Regions from separate parts of the Mus musculus genome. Here region 2 is linked to region 1. A link is a loop called in an ENCODE intact Hi-C map of the cell type or tissue named here. Cell type or tissue: heart. All regions are shown on one strand. Each heading gives the region's core, and the rest is flanking DNA. Links, peaks and the distances in the headings are about the cores only.

What was found. Hi-C counts contacts between places; a loop is a spot of excess contacts. Peaks named below come from ENCODE experiments on the same cell type or tissue, not always from the same donor. Only the 100,000 strongest peaks of a DNase experiment are listed, where the experiment ranks them.
Region 2: it touches region 1 in a loop (2.7-fold over the local background); 3 of 42 quality-filtered maps call a loop at or near these places.

The regions. Positions count from the first base shown.
Region 1 is chr8:79,201,146-79,211,200 of GRCm38, reverse strand. It overlaps 1700011L22Rik (RIKEN cDNA 1700011L22 gene), which reads left to right. Exons shown (of 6, transcript NM_026315.1): 6 at 444-771. The coding sequence ends at 551. It overlaps Gm30271 (a long non-coding RNA gene), which reads left to right and starts at 9,306. Exons shown (of 3, transcript XR_001778593.2): 1 at 9,306-9,556; 2 at 9,812-9,894. In heart, for the core only: no CTCF peak of the experiment used is centred there; a DNase peak (open chromatin) is centred at 4,080; H3K27ac peaks cover 1,147 bases.
Region 2 is chr8:79,268,976-79,279,030 of GRCm38, reverse strand. It overlaps Mmaa (methylmalonic aciduria (cobalamin deficiency) type A), which reads left to right. Exons shown (of 7, transcript NM_133823.5): 3 at 707-829; 4 at 4,757-4,927; 5 at 8,056-8,141; 6 at 9,749-9,898. Among named protein-coding and RNA genes, the nearest start is that of Mmaa, 21 kb to the left of the region's middle. In heart, for the core only: no CTCF peak of the experiment used is centred there; a DNase peak (open chromatin) is centred at 5,150.

The DNA of each region.
Region 1 (10,055 bases), core at 2,690-5,189:
GACCAGCTCCACTGGAAACTCTCTTTGAATTCTTCATGTTCGTGGAACCTGACTTGAAGAGGGTCATGATGTAGGACTGAAAAGCCGAGAACTCACACCCAGGATTGCCTGCTGGTTGGAAGTGGGAAAGCATAGTAAAGGTTCCTATCAGTGGGGGATGATGAAAGGGCCGAGACAAGAGACCGAGTCTTTAGCGTTTCTTAGAATTCTTGTCTTTTTAAATCCATCTTGCTTATTGATCTGTCCTTCCTGACTGAGGTACAATATATGAAACAGAAAGGGTTTATTTAGCTTTTTTTAAGATGGAAGAAAATGCAAAAGTGATGCCAGGCCCTGCTCATGAGTGATGTCTAGTTTGAAAGAGGCAATTTAAATCCTATTTTTGTGGGAACTGATCTTTGTGGATGCGCGAGTGTTGACAATCGAACCCTTTCTCCCTCCAGCTTCAGCGACAATGGGATTATGAAAGCAAGTTGGGCTCCTCGGAGGACTCAGGGACGGATCGATTCTCCTCCAATACCAGTGGAAGCTCAGGGCGCAAATTCAAGTGATTTCAAGAAAGAAGCCACAGACCTAGAGCCCTACCTCGTGTCTGTGTTAAGCCATTGAGACAGGAGTTCCAAGAAGGCTTTGATGGATTGTGCACATAGGGAAGATCTTGCTAGAAACTTCCCTGGGCTTCCTCCCTTATTCTTGTGTGTGTGCGCGCGCACACACGCACGTGTGTTGATGGGGAAGGGGTTTGTCATAAACATGATTAATGTTCCTTTACAAAGTGCCCAGGTTCACATTCTGCTGTTAGAACCTCACAAACGATAGCATGACCTCCACCTTAGTGGGCTCCAGAGTTATGTAGCCTGTCCTCTACCTCAGAGAAAGACCTTTCTGTTTTCCCTGTGCTATGACCCAGAAGGCCTGTAGCAGTTCCCTCCACTCAGGGAAAACTGGCTTTGCAGCTGGCTCCGCCTTCCGCGGCGCCCATAGGCCTGCGCCTCCCTCTTCCCGCTGCATCTGCCCTGGCGGGGTCCCCTCACAGCCGTGTGGTTGCCCTGCCCGAGAGCCGCTAAGGGACCTGGCAAAAAGGAGCAAGGCCACGGAATAGTTCCCTCCCGCTGGCAGCCATTCCTCTGCCACCCGGCGCTTCGGGGCCCCGATCCAGCCTGCACCCCAACCCACGGCTCCTGTTGAACAGGAAACACAAACGTCGCACCCTAACCCCCTAGCCGCACCCCAGGACCCAACCCTTAATATGTTTTTTTCCTTTAGCCCCAGGTTGGGCTAAATACATTCGCTGGGAGCCATCTGGTCTGCTTCCCCTTCATGTGGTTTCCATTAAACTCGCCAGAACCGTGCAATGTAAATGCAGCCCTGGGCCACTCCGGAGCCTCCAACAGTCTGCCCTGCGCAGGCAGAGCGAGGGGACCTCTGGGCAGACGCCCAGGCTGGCACCCAAGGACCATGCCCCAGTGACTGTGCATCACCACTCCTAAGGAGGCATTTATCCATGGCAAGGCTTTCTTAGTGCCCCAGTGTTCAGCTTTTGCTACATGCAAGCCAGAGTTTGTTAGAATTCTGTTTCCATTCTAAAAATCAATGTCAACAGCTTTACAGACAAATTTACAGAAATAACCTGGCCACAGAAACTCAGCGTGACCAGCAGCATGTCGGGAGGGCTGAGTCTGCCTTCTATGCAGACCGCCTTCTTCCCTGACTCCCCCTACCCCCATAGGAAAAAACAGAACAGAAAAAAAAAAGTTAGCTTATGGAAAAATACTGACTCACGCAGTGAATTAGGGTTTATAGTACAAGATAAAGGAGACAGGCCGATTTAAGGACTCATAATGTGCTGTATTTGGAAAGTTCTTCAGGTTTATCAAAGATTAGTCCGTTTATTGAGGAGACTGGAAAAAAGGGGGGGACGGGACGGGAAGCAGCAGGGGACCAGCCACAGGCACTTCCAGGCAGTGAAAGAGCCTCTGGTCAGAAGGAATTAACTTGTAGCCGTCCTGTTTTGTCCAGGGTCCTCCTTTTCCTCTGTCTCCACCACCAGCCTAGGTTTCCCTCCCTCCCTTTTTTCCTTTGCTTTCTTTCTGTTCTCTTCCCACCCCCACCCTGGCCAGGGGATTTTATTTGGGATTTTAAAATGAAACCAGGTGCTCCGTAAAACAAAGACAAAGTAGTAACAAGGAAACACGATCCAAGGCCTAAGGAATGCGCTGAGTTTCATGACTCAGGCTGTCCTGGCAAAAAAAGTAGGAGTGACATGAGAGGTGGGTGGCACCGAGCACAGACCATACATGGCAGCCCTGGCCTCCCCTGATAGGGTGGTCAATGCAGCCTGTGACTCACTTTGTAAAAGGCTTCCCAGGCTGGAGCCAAAGGATCAGCAACGGTTCCCTGAGGGGCAGATCCACGTGATAGGGCCAGGGCTACCCTGAGGTTTGGGCATCACATCCTAGGCAAAATGCCACCCTTTTCTCCAGGAAAGAGGCAGGCTTAGCAGACTGCCAAGTGCACTGGTGCCTTCAGGAGATTAACAACCTGCGGGCTTTAAAGTGACAAGGTCTCTCTCTCTCTCTCTCTCTCTCTCTCTCTCTCTCTCTCTCTCTCTCTCTCTCTCTCTCTCTTTCTCTCCTCTCTCTCTCTCCTCCCTCCCTCCCTCCCTCCCTTCCTCTTTCTCTCTCTCTCTCTCTCTCTCTCTCTCTCTCTCTCTCTCTCTCTCTGTATGTGTGTGTTGGGGGGGGGTGTGGTTGGGAGTTCTAAGTCTCTAGGATCGCTGAGGTGCCTTGGTTAGAGGGGGGTTAGGCTGCTCCTGGGAGAAAGTGGAAAGCTTGCCCATGGTGGGGCAGGAGAGGGGGTTCTGGGCGCCATTCCTCAGCAGTCAGGGCAACCAGCTCAAGGGATGCGTTATGCATAAACATGCAGGGAGACACCTAGGCAGACATCCACACATTCTCAGAATTCCTTTTAAATGAGCAGGGATGGTGTGAGGTACACTTTTTGTGTGTGTTAATAAGAGACAGGCTAAGAGTACTAAAAAGGTCCCTCCTAGCAGGGTGGTAGTGGGGGCTGAAATCGGACGGTAAGGTTCATCCTGGCCTCTCGTCATTACCTCTGCATGAGTAGAAGCAAGTGGTGTCCCTCACTCCTGAGAAGGCTGTCACGTTTCGAGTGAGAATGACTGACATAATGAGGTTTCCACATGCAGAAGCTGCACGGACTGGAGGCTTGTTTGCCTTCTCCTCTTTCCCATTCTGTGAAATACCCACCAAACAAGCTCTGCTGACTAGTCCATAATTTCAGGGAAATCACTGCTTAACTTTGTCATCAAAGGCAACCTACCTGGAAAAACTACAGTCTAAGAATGATGACTTCATAAATATTTATAGTATGAACAGGCGTCACTCCAGTCCTGTTGGAAAATGGGCCCATTCAGCTTTCTTTAAGATGTGACACTTGGGTGAGTGACATCTGTCATCCGGATCAGCCCTGCACTCCGTCCCTCTGAAGCATGTTTATGGAGTGATTATGCCTCTGAATATTCGCTATATTTAGGTCTGCTCCTCTCCTCTCAGCCCTCCTAAATCCCCAAAGAAGCAAAAAGCCAAGTTACCGATGGACGGTAGACTTGAACCGTCATGACAAAGCACAGGCCCTTGAATGTGTACTACAGGAGCATTTGAAGAGCTGAGAATTCAAACGGGAAAGCCAGTTGCTAGTATAGTATTCTTTCGCTAGGGTGGCTTTGTTGGGACTGCTGTCACAGGTGAGGGCTCTCAGCTGGGCCTAGAGGGCAAAAGCAGGGAGGTGCACAGGGAATTGTCCCCTCTCAGGAGCTCCCTGTGGCCCACACCAATCAAGCGGCCTACACTCAGTTCCAGAGCTCCGAGGGCAGGATTTGGCGAGGACTTTGTGACCTCAGTTGAGACAAAACCTCTAGCATAATTGGAGGCCTTCCCTCTTGGCCACACCTGGGCCTGGGTTGGGGTTAGCAGCTGTCCACCATCCGGGTGGAGATAATGGGCCCCCGGTCTACAGCTACAAATGCTCTGGCCTAAGCCTCTGCTGCCAGTCACAGGCCTGCTTTAGGGCCAGTATTTGCCTTGTGTCGGCTTGGTCTTCTATTGTTTATCCTGGGTAGAACCAGGTCTTGGCACAGGGGGCATGAAGCATTGCCAGAGTTTTATTTTTAGAGACAGGAAAATGTCTGCTTTTTGGCAACTGTTCTTTTTCTGGCACGCACCAGGGATGGTGTAAAAAGGCTCAAGTGAGAGATTCCAAGCCATAAATTCATGGCATATGACATAGGCATTTGCATTGAGAGTTTTTCAACAGAAACCTGGTGTAGCCTGAGGTCTTCCATAAACAACAACTGGGCAGAGATGAAGTTCCACTGCCATACCTGAAGAAAGCCCTCAGGACCACGAACTTCACAGACATCCACACCTTGGGGTGACAGTCCTCAGGACCACCAACTTCACATATATCCACAGACTCTTTTGAACATATCAGATGGTCTGAAATATTTTTTTTTTAATTTTTACCTTTGCCAATCAATCCAGAATCTAGTCCAAGTTGTTGGGAAAAACAAAACAAAACAAAACAAAAAAAACCCTGATAGTCTACAGCTGGCTTTCCCCAGAGTCACTGACATTGCCACGATGGCTGATACAAGGCAGACAATTCCCACCAAGAAGCATATGGTCAGAATCAGGGACCGAGTTTCTAAGTCTTAACGGGGAAATTTTTTTTCCAAATATGGCTCCCCCTTAAAGCACATTTTTTGTGGGTTCTGTCATTCTAGCTACCGACATTCAATCTGAAAGCATTTTTATATGTAGTAATGTCATATTGTACAAAGCAAAAATGGAAAGAAATAAAAGTAGTAAATTAAATTGTATTTTCTCACCTCTTCTCCCCAGCCTTTGGAAGAAGATTGTTTTCTAATTATAAAAATAAAATAAAAATATGATCCTTCTCTGCTCTTACGCACGCCGTGCTGTAAGGTTCACTCTTCTTCCTGCTGGAGTAAGTTCTCTCTCGTTCTCTCTTCCTTCTATGTAGGACAGTGGAGAGAGGATAATCGATTCATTTGAATTTATTCTTTTTTCTGAGTATTTCTACTCCACGTCTGGTTCTTTTCCGGAAACTTCTGTGGTTGATAAACAGTCTTTTGGTGATTAGAATCCCACCGTTTGTAAAGAGTCTCTCAGAATCCTGCTGCACCTTGAAGGACTGTGTCTGTTTCCTGGTATTCTGGAGTTTCATGAGAATGGTGTGTGCCTGTTCATTTTGGAAGTTTATTTCCCTTGGGACTAAGAGGCTCTCTAAGTTGAGGGCTTGGGCTTGTCTTTAGTGTGGATGTTGGATAAGGAGGAAGGAACCAGAAAGTTACATTGATCTATGCCGTAAAGTACTGATCTATGTCATAAAGTACGGAGCAGAGTGGGCCGGGGGAGACTGGACCTCGGTGCGGGAAAGCATTTTAAATAGTTGTAGAGAAAAGGAGAAAAATGAGTCTTGGAAAGGATTTTTGTCAGTTTAATAAGAAAAAAAGCTAAAGAAGATTTAAAATTTTTACCCGTATATGTAAATGTCTGTGTGCTTGCTCACAGTGTTCAGGAGGGCCTCAGGAGGTGTCAAATCCTTCTGCACCGGACTGACAGGGAGTTGTGGGCCACCATGATGTGGGTGCTGGGGACAGAATTCTAGTCATCTGCAAGAGCATCAAGTGTTCTTACCCATTGAGCTGTCTCCAGCCCTCTGCCAATTTTTAAAACAATCTTTGAATGCACATTAAAATTTCCTCTTCCCTTTAGTGTTTCATGGAGGACAAAAACCTATATTGGTCGTGTAATATTTCATGAAATACATACTATATATGAATGTATAACGTACACATGAGAAGGTTGTTTTGTGGTTTAGTGTTGAGACTGATCTCCAAGGCTGCTTTGGGTTAATGCGAGTTGTACGAATAATTGTTACTGGTTTTACTATTAAGCAGATTCCTTTCTCTCATGATTTGTCTCTCTTATTTTACTTCCCCCTCCAAATCCAGGCGACTTTCTTCTGAGTCTCTGTAACCCAGGCTGTTCTGGAGCTCTTGATCCTTCTGCCACGGCCTTCTGAGTACTCGGGTGAGAAGTCTACACCAGTATGCCTTCTTAGTACAATGAGGAAATGCAATTGGGTGTTCAAACTCCCACTGTAGCCTGGTTAGTGTTTAGTGCTGTTTAGTGTGGTCCTGCCTAGATGACTCCATATACAGTGGTAGAGCTCGTGTGTGTGTGTGTGTGTGTGTGTGTGTGTGTGTGTGTGTGTGTGTGTGTTCTAGTCTTTATGGGCCAAAGCAGAAATAAAATCTTAAGGCCTGAGCAGGCTGTCAATCAAGGTCAAGTTCTGTGACTTCTCTGGGTGCCTACTCTTCTACAATGGAAAATTTGTTCAATAGATTATCCAGGCCCCTGTTGGCTTTTCTTAAAGTTATTTTATTGGGTTCCCATAGCTACCACCCTTCCAGCCCTTACTCCCCCAACACTAGGTAGGAGAGAAAGTTAGAGTGGAAATGGGGGTACAGACTTCTTTAGGCTACTTCTGCTGATTAGGGGCATGGAGTACCCAGGGACAATTACAAACTTCAGCAGTCCAGCAATCCTACAAGCCAGCAAATGCAACAGCAAATGCAGGAGCAGAAACCAGCAGGAACCAGCAGGAACCAGCAGGAACCAGCAGGAACCAGCAGGAACCAGCAAGGGGAGCAGCAGCCACCATAGGTCCTCTGTCTCCAGCATTTATACCTTCTCCAGAGTCCCCAGAATTAAACTACCTGCAGCTGGCAAAGATCACACCCCTGCTAATGTACGAGACAATCACAGTCACCTGCTATGAAGCAGCCTCTTATCCCACACCTGGGAATAAAACAAAAACATATCCACATAGCACAATTGAGTTTTTAAAGAAACCAAATTCGGACTACAGTTCCCTCCATTGCAAAGGATGCGTGAGTGTGACATCATGGCTGGGGTCCTTTGGAAAAGTGAGCCGTGGACTTGGTATTCAGCCAACAATAGATGTCTGAGCCACTGGAATCAGAAGCTTCAGATAAGATGAAGCTCGGTAGTCCTCAGACACTGACGGAGCAGCAGGTGACTCGGGTCACCTGGACCTTACGGGGCTGAGGTCACCACATCAAACCTCTCAGCATTTCCTTTCTAGAATATAAGGAGTCTTCCCCTTATACCCGGAGAAATGTGTTCCAACCCATTGCTTGTTTCTGAAAAGAAAATGTGACACTGTGAGATTTTTAATATTTTTAGATTTTTAATTATATGTGGATGATTACACAGGAGCCGTGGTGCTTGTGTGGGGGTCAGAGGACAACTTGTGGGAGTTGTCTCCCTTCCACCATGAGACTCTGGAACTGAACTAAGGTGGTCACTGTTGGCAACAAGTCGTTTTACTTTGCTGAGCCATCTTGGCTGGCCTGAGTATGAGGGTTGCATTGAGGTTTTGTTTTGTTTTAGCTTTTTACTGATTCTTTGCGAATTTCACATCATGCACCCCAGTCTCACTCATCTCCCCTTTCCTCTGTATCTGCCCTTCACCCTTGCAACCTCTCCCACCAAGAAAATATACATAAATAAACAAACCACCCTTCCATGGACGCTGCAGTATGTCACAGTGTGTCCGTGTGTCACACAGTACACCCCTTTGCCCAAACAACTTTACCTGCAAATGTTCCTTGCAATGAGTCTGGTTCAAGGGTCCTGGCTTCTGCTACACTATCAATACCAGTTCCTTACCAGGGTTCCTCTCAGATATCCTGCTAATGCCCTGCTTCATGGAGATCCTAAAGCTTTGGATCTGCAGGACTGGCCCCTTCACATGCTCAAGCAGTTCATAGATGGAGTAGGTGTTGGGGTGGACCAACACAAAACCCTGGATCTGAGCATGGGTGGTAGCTGCCCTCTAGCTCTTCCTCACTCATGTCACTGGGACAAGAGCTCTAATGCTGCCCCAGTGGGGGGAACCTAGCCAGAGGGGAAGGGGCCTGTTTTCCTGTTCTCACATCCTTGGGGCTGGCTTTTCTGTGCTTCCCAGGCAAAGTGTGGGGCCAGTCTCCCAAGTGCTGTAGCCAGTGATTGACAAGAGATGCAGCCAGCTCTCCTGTCTGCCTCTGGGACAGCAAGGGGGTGGGGACATCTCTTCTACTCGCTTGCCACTGCATGGCCAGCCAGCTCTCCCATGCTCATGTCCCCAGGGGCAGCTTTCCCCGATGCACGATCCCCATCGCCAGGGCCAGCTCTACTGTGCTGCCCAGGTAAGGAATGGGATCAGCTCTCCTGAGTGCCTTAGGTAGTGAGGCATGCAAAGCCCGCATTTACCTGAGATGTCCATATGGCCTTTGGTGTAACATGGGCCACAGACATCTACACAGACCCTGATGTTACTGGGTCATGGTGTCAGACAGAGTGGCAGCACAGGCCAGGACTTCACCATGGCCTCAGGTGCTTGGGCAGGCCACTCACAGCAGGCTGATCCTATTCACTCTCAAGTCTCCAGCTCTGCTCTTCATTGTGCTCAAACTGCCCTGCTTCTCTTCCTCTCCCATCTCTCCACTATATAGTGCCTCACTGTAGTGGTGTCTCCGCCCTTACCACGTGGTGGCAGGCCTCTGGGTGTTCTGGGCCTGCCTTGGCAGTGTGGCAGTAGGTGGGCCTTTCTAGAAGGGGTTTAAAGCTATATATTTACAGTTAAAGACCACGTATTTCCCTGATAACTGCAGATGTTATTTTCTATTCTTTATTAAGATTTTTTAAAAAAATGTAGCTGCTCACTCTCTGGATTCTGACATGTCCCTTCTCTTTTGAGGCAAGCTTGGCCTCCATATTACTAGGTGGCCAAAGATGAATTATTAGTGTCCTAGTGCTGAGATTATAGGCCTACTCCACCACACCCACTTCCTGTGATGTTGGGGACTGAATACTTTTGGGGTTAGATGCCCAAAGAAAGGGACCTTTTTTTCTAAGAGAGGTAGATTCTGAAACAATAACCACCCCTTGTGATAAAATTTTAAGTTTCCATAAAACAGCATTTAGAAAAGCAGCATCACCTCTAGAATACTTGTGACAAGTGTCTCCCCAATACCATTACTGTGAAGTATTTCCTTCAGGCTCCCGAAAGTGTGACTTGCTCTGAATTCGCTACTTTAAGGTGACACTCATATGTTCAGCCTCTCAAAGCGTGGTTTTCAAGGCTCTGCCAGATGGTCCCTTCAGAATAAATGCATTCCACATGATAATGTTTATATTTGTGTTTCTGGCATGAATTAATACTCTTCTCGTGATATTTAATAAAAACCAGATTATTTCATTTCTGTCTCATGAAACACAGTACCTTTCCATTCTGTCTGGTGAAGGTTATTTGTCTTCTGTTGGTGAAGGGGCAGCCAGTGCGGGCTCTCCGGAGGATGAAGCCCTTTCTCTTCAGCCGGAGCGGCATGTAGCCAAGAATGATTTGAGATTCATCTCTCTCCATGAAGACTGCGTTAGCCTCAGTGAGTGTGGCAAGAGGCCAGGGAGCCACCATGGACATCCTTTTAGCTCCTAGACTTTCCTTCTAGCTAATATTCTGGGCACAGAGGCTGTGTCTGGAGTCTAGAGGTATTCATCCTGTTTGCAGAAAAACGATCACATTCCCAGCAAAGCCTCTACTTTTTCAGCCTGGAATTCTTCTAATTGCAGCCACGGCAGGAGGCAACTCCCTCCCCTTTGACTTCTGTTTTGTCTTTCTATGGATTTTTTGCATGTAGGAGGAATGGTACTGAGTTCCAGCCATGCAGCCTGCTCTGTTTCTTGAGACGTCTTTGGCTGATGAACACTGGTTCTGGCAATGGTAAGTGCAAGGTTGCTACAGAAAAGGCTTCCTGCCCTTCAGAGATGAGTTTAGTCCAAAGAAATGCGAAGAACTGGTGTAGAGTGTGGCTGGAGAGTCTAAAGCCAGCAGGTGACATCGTTCCTCCCGGAAGGAGTTCAAGGTAGGGAATAGGAAAAGGT
Region 2 (10,055 bases), core at 3,690-6,189, 67 kb before region 1:
CGTGATGAGAGGAGGGCAGATGTAGAAGTTCCGCACCCTGCAACACAAGCAATAATGTCTGTTCCCAAAGATCTGCATTACAGGAAAAGGGCAAACCACATCTGATTGGTGAAAGTGAACTTTATGACCATACAAAACTTGCAAATTTTCCTCTCTATCTCACTGCTACTCAGAAATTAGATAAAGATAAGATTTTTCACTTACACTTTAAGGCATGTTAAAATATGTCAGTCATGATTTTCATAGGCGAGATGAAACTATTCACCATGCTGATTATATTTATGGAAGACCTATAAGTCACTCAAGGCACAGCAGCTAGGTCCCACTCCAAAGACTTTCAAACAGCCATTCCCAGCCCATTCGAATCAGAGCAGTGTCCAGGATGTATCTTATAGGAGGGGGGAAAAAAGAAAAAAGAAAAAAGAAGCCCAAGGTCAGGCTACCACATCCCTGAGCTTGCCCCAAGATCAGACCACATAACCCTTTAATCCCCGGCTACCCTGGAAAGCCCCACCCCAAAGAAACCCTGTATAAAGCAAGCCCCCTGCTCAGTTCTTTGCTCCTTGTCCGAAAAGAGGCAGCCGCTCTGCTGTGTTTTTCCCTCCTAATAAATGTCTTGTGTGAGGTTTGTTGTGTGGTGTAACTTTGTTGGATGCCAGGATACCTTTTCATCTGAGCTGTTAACATAGACCTCTTTCTACTATAGGACTGTCCGGGCCCCCTGGTGCAGGAAAATCAACATTCATAGAATGTTTTGGGAAAATGCTGACTGAGCAAGGGCACAGGTTATCTGTGCTAGCTGTGGATCCATCTTCTTGCACCAGTGGTGGTGAGTATGGCTGGCTTTTTTTTTAACTGAACAGCTAGTGGGGACTCTGATACAGGTTAGTGAGAATTGGTAGTTGGGTGTCCTCTAACTGTCAGATGAGTTTGGTCTCATGAAAGGTGCCATTTCTGTTCTGCAGAGTGATGTAGAAACTCTGAGACTGGGTTAGGAAGATGTGCACTACACAGAGGAGGTCAGCTTGTGGGTAGCTCGGTGGCTACTCAGGCAGGGTGAGAGGGGCCAGCAGATGAGGCTGAACAAAGGGCATGTGTTAGCCTCTTGGTGATCATGCCTAAGACCAGGCCCTATCTGCAGTCTTTGTTTCTCCAGTGGCCTCTACTTCTCTGTTATTATCTTTATAGTGTTGTAGCATCTATTCAATTAATCGTGAGGGAAAAGTACAAGTGTTTATAGCGTGTCATCTGTCTGTTCTATGGCCAGCGAAACAAAGCTCCTGAAGGGCCCTGTAGCCTACTGCTGTTCCCTACAGCGCTCAAGCACACAGTGCACTGCACGGTGCTTAGCACTCACTTGCTGGAGTGAGGTCATGCATTCACTCAACACTTAATTTGCAGCTCATCAGAGATAAAATGAATGTAAACTTAGCTCCCTAAGGACCATTTAAAGAAAACATACAAAGTCTTTCCTGTAACTACCCAGGAACCATTTCCCCCTTCTCTCTCTTGAGTTAAGCTGCTCGGATTACAGCTGTTCGCTGAACTGACATTGGAGCTTCTTCTGTAGGTGAGGCACCACCAAAGGGGACTGTGCTATATGGTGACTATGACACAATGCTCTTGGCCTTGCTCAGTTCATGTCTCATGAGGGAACCAGGCAACATAAGCAGTCGCACTATAGTATGTGCTCTGAGGGGTGATACTTGGTATTTAGTGAAAGTGTTTGGTTTGTATGCTGTAGTATCCTTCAGAAAGTAATCACACTTGAAAGACCTTAGGTCAGGGGAGAAGTAGATAACAGTTCTTAATTACCCTTTACTGAGGAGTATGGCTCAGAGCAGTCAAAGGGTTTGGTTCACTGTAATAGAACGTTTAATGGTAAATGAAATTATACTCTAGTTCCAAGGTTTATCCTTGTCAATTTGTTGTCTAGGTTATTTACTGTTTAAGACTATTGCTAAATGAACCTAGCACAGGCCTTTAGTCCCAGCACTCAGCAGACAGAAGCAGACAGGTTTCTGAATTTGAGGCCAACCTGGTCTACAAAGCAAGTTCCGGGGTAGCCAGACTACACAATGAAACCCTGTCTTGAAAAACCAAAACAAACAAGCAAGCAAAGGAACTTTGCTGTATGAAAATTAATGAAAGGTTTTCATAAATGATTCTAATTTTTGTACAAGTGAGAAGGCCTTTTCCTCCCCACCTTCATGGTCTAGAGTATTTCCATAGGAAAATAAAACAGTAGCTTGAAATAGTAATTAATAACAGACCTCATGTTATATCCTGTGATTAAAGCTTCATAGCACATAGCTAGTTGGCTCCTAACCTTTCTTTTCTATGTGTATGTGTGTGCATGCATGTGTGTAAGGGAGACACGTGAGTGAAGGTCAGAGGTCAGCCTCAGTGTCATTCCTTGGGTGCTGTCCATCTTGTTTTTGAGACAGACTCACTCTCTTGGAACCCACCAAGTAGGCTCTGTTGGCTGGTAGAGAGCTCTAGGAATGCATATCTTTGCCTTCCAGTGCTAGGATTACAAGCTTGTGCCACCAGGCCTGGTTTTCTTAGGGGTGCTGGGGTCAAACTCATTTCCTTGTGCTTGCAAGAAAGGCACTTTACTGACTAAGTTGTGGTTCTTAACCTAATCAAACTGAAAACGAAGGTCCTACTCCTAGGGTTTTAAAAACGTATCTGTAATTCAAGAGAAAAAATAGGTGCAGTTAAATGGAATGTTATAAATGTGAATTCGCAGTCTGTATAAACATTAGTTATTCATTTATTTGTCTGTCCTTGTGCTTTAGAGTCATAAGCCTTCCTGTAATATAGCATCGAGACCACCCTGGGAACTACAGCTAACATTTTGGGTTCACTGGCAAGAAAAGTTCTATGGGAGAATAAGTTGCTAATGCTGTGTTAAGTGTGCTGGCATCCATAGGTAATACGTAGATACAGCAGATTGTGCACTTCTGCAGGGATGATTTCTGTAGGAAGATACTTTAGGAAAGGTTTTATGTGAAAAAAAAATAAGGAAGTTAAGGTATATGGTAGGCATGTGCCCTAGAATAGTGCCTATGTGGAATAATAAAGGAAAATGGCATACCTTTAAGGAACTCAGTGTTCGCTGTCTCATGGTGGGGAAATGCCCTTAGGTGAGTGTAAATGGTCAGGTAAGACTATCCCCATTCTTTGTATGTAACTGTATGGCAAAAGGTTAAGAGCACTGCTCTTGCAGAGGACCCAGTTCAGTTCCTAGCACCTACAATGGGTAACTTACAACCACCTATAACACTAGTTCCAGGAAATTAAGAGGCCAGTACCTCCAACCTCCACGGGCACCTGCACTTCTGCACACATACTTACCTGTAGACACACACACACACACACACACACACACACACACACACACAATTAAAAATGATAAAATCAAATATGTTTTTAATTACAAAAAGAGGAAGTAGGAAAAGGTAGTAGTTTAAGGGTTTAATGCTTTCAGAATTTAAAGTATTGCTGTTTGCTCAAATACTACAATTAATTCAAAAAATATAACTAGTCCATTTCCTGGGTGTCAGTTGAGTACTACAGTAACCACTTTGTTTAGCATTCAGTGTACAGTAGCTTTAGGATAAGGTCATAGGCAGGGAATGCTGTAGCTAGAGCAAATTTTTCTCAACTTTGGTACTGGTGACACTTGGTGACACTGATGGCAAGTCTTCGTTGGTGGCAGCGATTTGTGGTATGTGGTGACTGTCCTATGGTGGTGCAGTAGCATCCTGCCCCGTTTGTGACAGGTGAAGCCATCTCTAGATACAGCAGATGCCTGTGGGGTGGGTGAGGGACGGACCCTGGTTGGAAACCATCACATGAAGGAAACGAAACAGATGCTGTGAACCTGAGATGTGCTGTAGGAAAGTCCCCATCCCGGTGCGCGCCATGGCGGTGAGGGGAGAAGTAACAGACTGGCATAAGGCTGATAAAATGCGACAATGGGGAGGAGAGCCTGTTCTTGGTAAAAAGGGAAAGGAGAGGGTCACCAAAGTTCTCTTATGTCCTCTAGGGTGTCAACAGATTGCAGAGCAGTTGCTGTGTACTGTACAGATTTACAGCAAAGGACATGTCATGAGAAAGTTCCAGAAAGACTCTGAAGGAAAAGACTTTAGTGTATGTAAGATAGATATGGTCTGTTATGTTACCAGGTTTTGAAGCACATGTTCCATTCCTGTGTAATGTCGTTTGAACCTCAGCATGACTTATTATTCCATTTATGTAAGAAAGGAAGGGTTTGGGAGGGTAAAAATAACACCCCAAAATGAAGTAGCAAGGACCCTGATTTGACCTCTTGTAAATTAGTGACAAGAGGACATACCAGATGTCCTAGTAGAACACCAGCAAGGACACAGCCACACTAATGTGGAGATAGCAGTGAAGAGACACAATGCTGGGCCAGAGGGTTGGCTTGGGCCTGGAATGCCGACATTGGTCAAGGAAGGTAAGGTAGGGATGTTGCCTGGAGCATCCAGGGCTTAGATTTGAACTTCCGGTCAATTCAAGGAGACCTTGTTGGTTTCCAGGAGCTTGAAATGATCCACTACTAACTTCAGTATGAGGATAGAGAGTGAGCTAGAGGAGAACTCAGTAATGTGGCATACACCTCAGGCTTGGGAAGAGATACCGTAAATCATGTCCTCTTGCAGTTTGCTGGTTGGTAATTAGCTCGTACAGCTCTTCCGTGATTGTAAAATGTAACTGTGTGTTTTAGGGTCCCTCTTAGGTGATAAAACCCGGATGATTGAGCTGTCAAGAGATATGAATGCCTACATCAGGCCCTCTCCTACCAGTGGGACTCTAGGAGGAGTGACAAGGACCACAAATGAAGCCATTGTGTTGTGTGAAGGAGGGGGCTATGACATCATTCTTATTGAAACCGTCGGTGAGTGTAATACTCTACTTCATAAGAGTCATGTACTTTCATAATGAGTGCTATTTAAAGATGACTAACAACTGACTTCATTTAGTTCACTCAGCAGATATGAACTATAATTAGATACAAGGTATTGCCCCACAGACAATGTGAGTACATGGGCTATGTTCCCTTCTCACAAGAGCCTGCCATGAAAAAGGTGAAAGTGAGCCCCGAGTCTGCAGAGCTGATATCTAAGCTGACATGTTCCGTGTGCCAGAGGCTAGTAAGCACTTGAATGACCGTGGGAAGTCAATCACAGCAGCACAGCACGCATGGGATCCTGGTGCTGGCTATTCCTCCGTAGCACAGTCATGTGCAGGACATCAAACGAAAACCCCAGCACTTCACACTCTTGCGGAGAGACAACCTTTTGGTTTACTTTGTGATGAATGTATATGATAGAACCCAAACCAGTGTTTGGGGGAATCAGTGAAGACTTCCTGGAGGAGGGAGGGTGGGATTTGATGGTAGGGGGTGAAGCATATTTGCACAGACACAGTGAGCAAACATGACTCCTTCAGAGAGGTGCAGCTTGCCTGATCAGGCCACTCACGGCATTTCGGGCAGAGACACTTGCAACAGGGGCCAGGGGAAGGTTTTCCTTATGTGCCCTGCCAAAGAGTTTTCATTTTCTCTGAAAGGAGTAGGAAGCTAGAACAAGGGAAGCCACATGTACGTTTGGAGGGAACCCCACAGCAGAATGAAGAATGATTAGAACATTTAGAGTGGAAGTGGAAGGCAGTTAAACTATGCTGTCAATCAAAGAAGGGAAATGGTGACTGCTACATCAAGTAAACAGGACCAGAGAGGAGGAAGTAATTCAGAAGCATGGACAGTGAGCTGGAGGACTCATGGAAGAGAGGAGGAAGGGAGCTTTCCAGAGCGGCAGAGAGCACTGTGGAAGATGGCAGGGAGGAGAACACATTGCTGTGACATCCTTCTTAGGTGTCCACGTGACATTGTTTTAGGAGACTGGGTGATAAATACAGACCTAACAACATGGGTCATAGTTCCACACCAAGTTATAAATTTTGTTTACATTAAGTGAAGGAAAGTGGGGGATAAAAATAGAACGTAGCCATATTGGTTCACTAGGATTATTGTCATAAATAGGGGCTGAGCAGCTTAGACCACGCCCATGTGCCTCTCACAGCTCTGGAAGCTGAGGGTCCAGCACCAGCAGGGTTGCTTTGTGTGCTCTCCTCCCTTTTTTTGCAGATGGCTTCCTTGTTGTGCCCTCACATGGACGCTCTCAGGATTACACACCCTGGTGCCTTCCTTCCCTTTCGTTAGCACCCCATCCTCATGACCTCATGTAACTCTGTAGAGCCTCATTTCCATCTGAGTTCTACTGAGTGCTGGAATTTCCATGATGGATCTGAAGACAGGTCTAACAGCCACCATTTAAGATTGAATGGAGAGGAGTCAGAGAAGAGGGCAATATAAAAGCCAAGTGTGTTATCTCAGAGTTGTGTATGGCTGCTTGTCCTAGAGACTCATGATAACAGCGACTCAGATAAAAGAGGGTTGCTGTCTTGTAAGTGAAGAAGCCCTGGGGCAGGTGCTTGAGAACAAATCTAGTTCTACACCTTCAGTCCTCAGGATGCCTCCATCCTTCACATGTAGTCTGCCTCAAGGTTGCTCAGGACTGGAAGGTGACTGGTGGAACTCTGACTGTCCCACTGGGTGGCAGACAGAAGGAAGGAGAGGGAAGAGGCACACCCGGCTGACGTGCCTTCTTCAGATGACCTGCCTGCAGTCCCTCTCTGCCTACCTTTACTATCACTCTCTGCTCAGATGCCTGACAGGACACCTCACCATGTCGGTTTGACTTGGTACACTGAACTCTAGGGTGAGGAGAGAAAACAGACAGAAGTAGGCACCAGAAGTATCTGCAACAAATAGAGAGTTTCCAGGTGAGCGTTGAGCTGGGGGTGTGGATCAAAACATAGGCACTGAGCATCAAGTAAGGTTTTCCAGAAAATTGACCATATAGAGAAAGTGAGAGGTTCTGTGGTGGCTGAGTGAGGCTTCGGGAAAGTGGATGGAAGGGAGCTCTCTTTAGCATGACTGCTCCAAGGAAACTGCAAGTGGGTGACCTGGCGGAGGCTGGGATGGCATCTGTTCCTCCACGGAGGGAAGTACTTCCTTAGTCTCCTCTGTGATGTGGGTGCCCTGGTAACAGTGCATGAAAAATACTGAAGACACTTAGATCCTTCCCATCTGTCTGTCTGTCTGTCTGTCCTCTCTCTCTCTCTCTCTATGTGTGTGTGTGTGTGTATAAGTTTTGCCTGCATGTATGTCTGTGTGTTCCTGTTACCCACAGAGACCAGAAGAGGATGTTGGATCCCCTGGATCTAGAGTTGTGAGCCACTAACTAGGTAATGTAGGAACAGAGCTGGCTTTGCAAAAGCAGCAAGTGCCCTTGACCACGGAGCTTCCTCTCTGGCTCCCTCGGGGATGGCTGTTATGAGACCCTTCAGTGGTACTTGTCTGCAATTAAGAGGTCTCTCCAAGAATGTTTAAAGAGAAAAGAACTGGGAGTTTGCATAAAGGTGAAAAGTCGTAAAGAGATGAACATAGTGGCAAACGTGGTTTTAGACTAGAGCCCGTCTGTGTTCAAGCCACTTACTGATGAAAGAGACACCAAGAGAAAGCTTTACAAGCAGAGAGAATTGAAGTCTGGAGGGTCTCCATCCAAAGCATTGACCTGGTGAGAAGCGGGAGGGTGTGCTAGCAACTTAATCTAAATTCATGCTAATAGCCTTTGGGGACTAATTAGGAGTAGATAAGGTGATGACCATGAGGCCTCTGTAATGGCATTTGTGAAAGCAGGAGAGACTCCTGCGTCAGCATGCTTGCCCTGTCTCCCATATGATGCTGTCTGTGTAGATGCACTTGCATTTGCCACTCTGCAGATCCCTGAGCAAATGAGCTTTTGTCTTTATCAAGTCGTGGGTGCTGAGTTATAGCAACAGGTCATAAATCTATGACCATGAAGATGAGGAATTAAGTGAAATAGAATGTAAATGAGCCAGTAAATTGGAAAAAAGTAAAAACAGTATTTTAAATAAAGTTGTGATTTAAATTTCCAGGTGTAGGGCAGTCGGAGTTTGCTGTGGCTGACATGGTCGATATGTTTGTTTTATTGCTGCCACCAGCAGGAGGGGATGAACTGCAGGTAAGATTTTTGGTGCTTTGGTCCTCCCATAATTACCCCTGAAAGAACAAATGCGCAGTATAATATTATTGCAAATTAAGTTGAAGGTAGTATTTGAGTAACAGCATTCCCATTGGCTAGAGGCCATGAGGCCACAGGCTGTTTCTCTGTACATGTGGTTTGTTTTTCTCAACTAACAATAATAAAAGATGTGACTCTGAGCTACATATACAACTTAAACGTTTCCCTATACAGCACAGAAGTGACTGGAGTAAATAGAGGGCTTTGGTCCATAGAGACCACAGCATCATAGGTGTTTGTACAACGCCTGGCTCTGAAGTAATGCATGTGGTAGATACTGTTGGGTAGCATACATACTGTATAACAGTACAGCACTCTCCTCCTCTGTCATTCTATCAGTAGCCAGCCCAAGTCCTTCCCTTCCTTCACTTCAGACACCAGCTGGGTTTCCAGGTGATGGGTACTGCCAAGCTACAAAGCTGAAGGGTCCCACTTCTTCTCAGGTGCAATAATTCATGAGGATAACTCACAAAATTCAGGGAAATTCTACAATCAGGTTTATGATAAACTCTAGCCTAATAAAAAAGAGACACACAGAAGGGGTGTGTGTGTGCGTGTATGTGTTACTTAGACACACCCACACACTGAGCAAAGGGCTGGGGACTCTGTGGGTGGGAGAGAGGCAGACACACCCATGATTATATGAAAGGGTTTTTGATTCTTTTCTTTTTTTAAGTGATAGAGCCTTTCTTGGCTCTGGTGGGCTTAACCCAGGGGACTAAGGTGTTAGGTAATGAGCAGTCACCAGAGTGACTCACAGCCAATGACTGTGGAGTTAATTGTCTCATGTTGATGAAGAGTAAGGACTGGCTGAGTGGTGAGTAAATGAAAACTGATCTTATTGAGGAAAAAGGACTCTTGAGTGGGAGGGTTGTCCCAAGAGAGGGCCCGTGATGCTGTCTAATGGTCTGTGTGGGACTGGGGTTGGGATGTGCGTGGAACCTGACATGCTTGTCCCTGAGACTTACACTCGTGGGCACATCATGCACCAGTCAGTGAGCACCCCGACCCTGTGTGTCCCCTGAGCTCAGCCGGAGTAACGTTTTGTTCCTCTGGTCTCAGTGGTCACAAGTCTCCATCACCTTTTGTCTCTCAGCTTGCCTTACTTACTTGGTAGGCTGCTGATCATGTCACTTCCCTTCCTTGTGCTCGGGCTAGGTGACTAGCTTATAACCTACCACTCACCCTCACTCCCTGCAGTGAGCTGGGCCACTAGCTCTTGTCTCCATAAGATGCTATGAGCTGCCTCCTGTCACCATCATGTTTTATCTTGATTATCTGTCTACTCAACATCTGGATAGATCTCACCAAGTTAGTTTCTGAATTTGAAAGGGATTTCACAGATGACTTCCATAGTTCCAAGGGCTGGTACATTTAGTTAATTCTTGTCAGTTATTATCTGGCACATGAACTCAGGAAGACACAGAAGAAATGACAGTAGAGTGACTGGTGTTAGACAGTCATGGCGTCTGCTGTTGTCTTGTTCTCAGGGTCGTTGGGAGCAAATAGGATGCTTCTGATAAACATGCTGCTTCTGCTCTCTCTAGGGCATCAAAAGGGGCATCATTGAAATGGCAGATTTGGTTGTTATAACTAAATCTGATGGAGACTTGATTGTGCCAGCCCGCAGGATCCAAGCAGAGTACGTGAGCGCACTCAAGTTGCTCCGTAGGCGCTCGGAAGTCTGGAGGCCAAAGGTTGGCTTGTGTTCCTTTCTGTGTTCTTCACTGAGTGGACTGTGTACCTTAGGAGAGAGGCCATAGGTCGCATGCTAGACATATACTCAGCCTTTGCTTGAATGTACTTTGGAAAACTATGACAAAGCCAGATTTGTAGCACTAATTTTAAATAGAA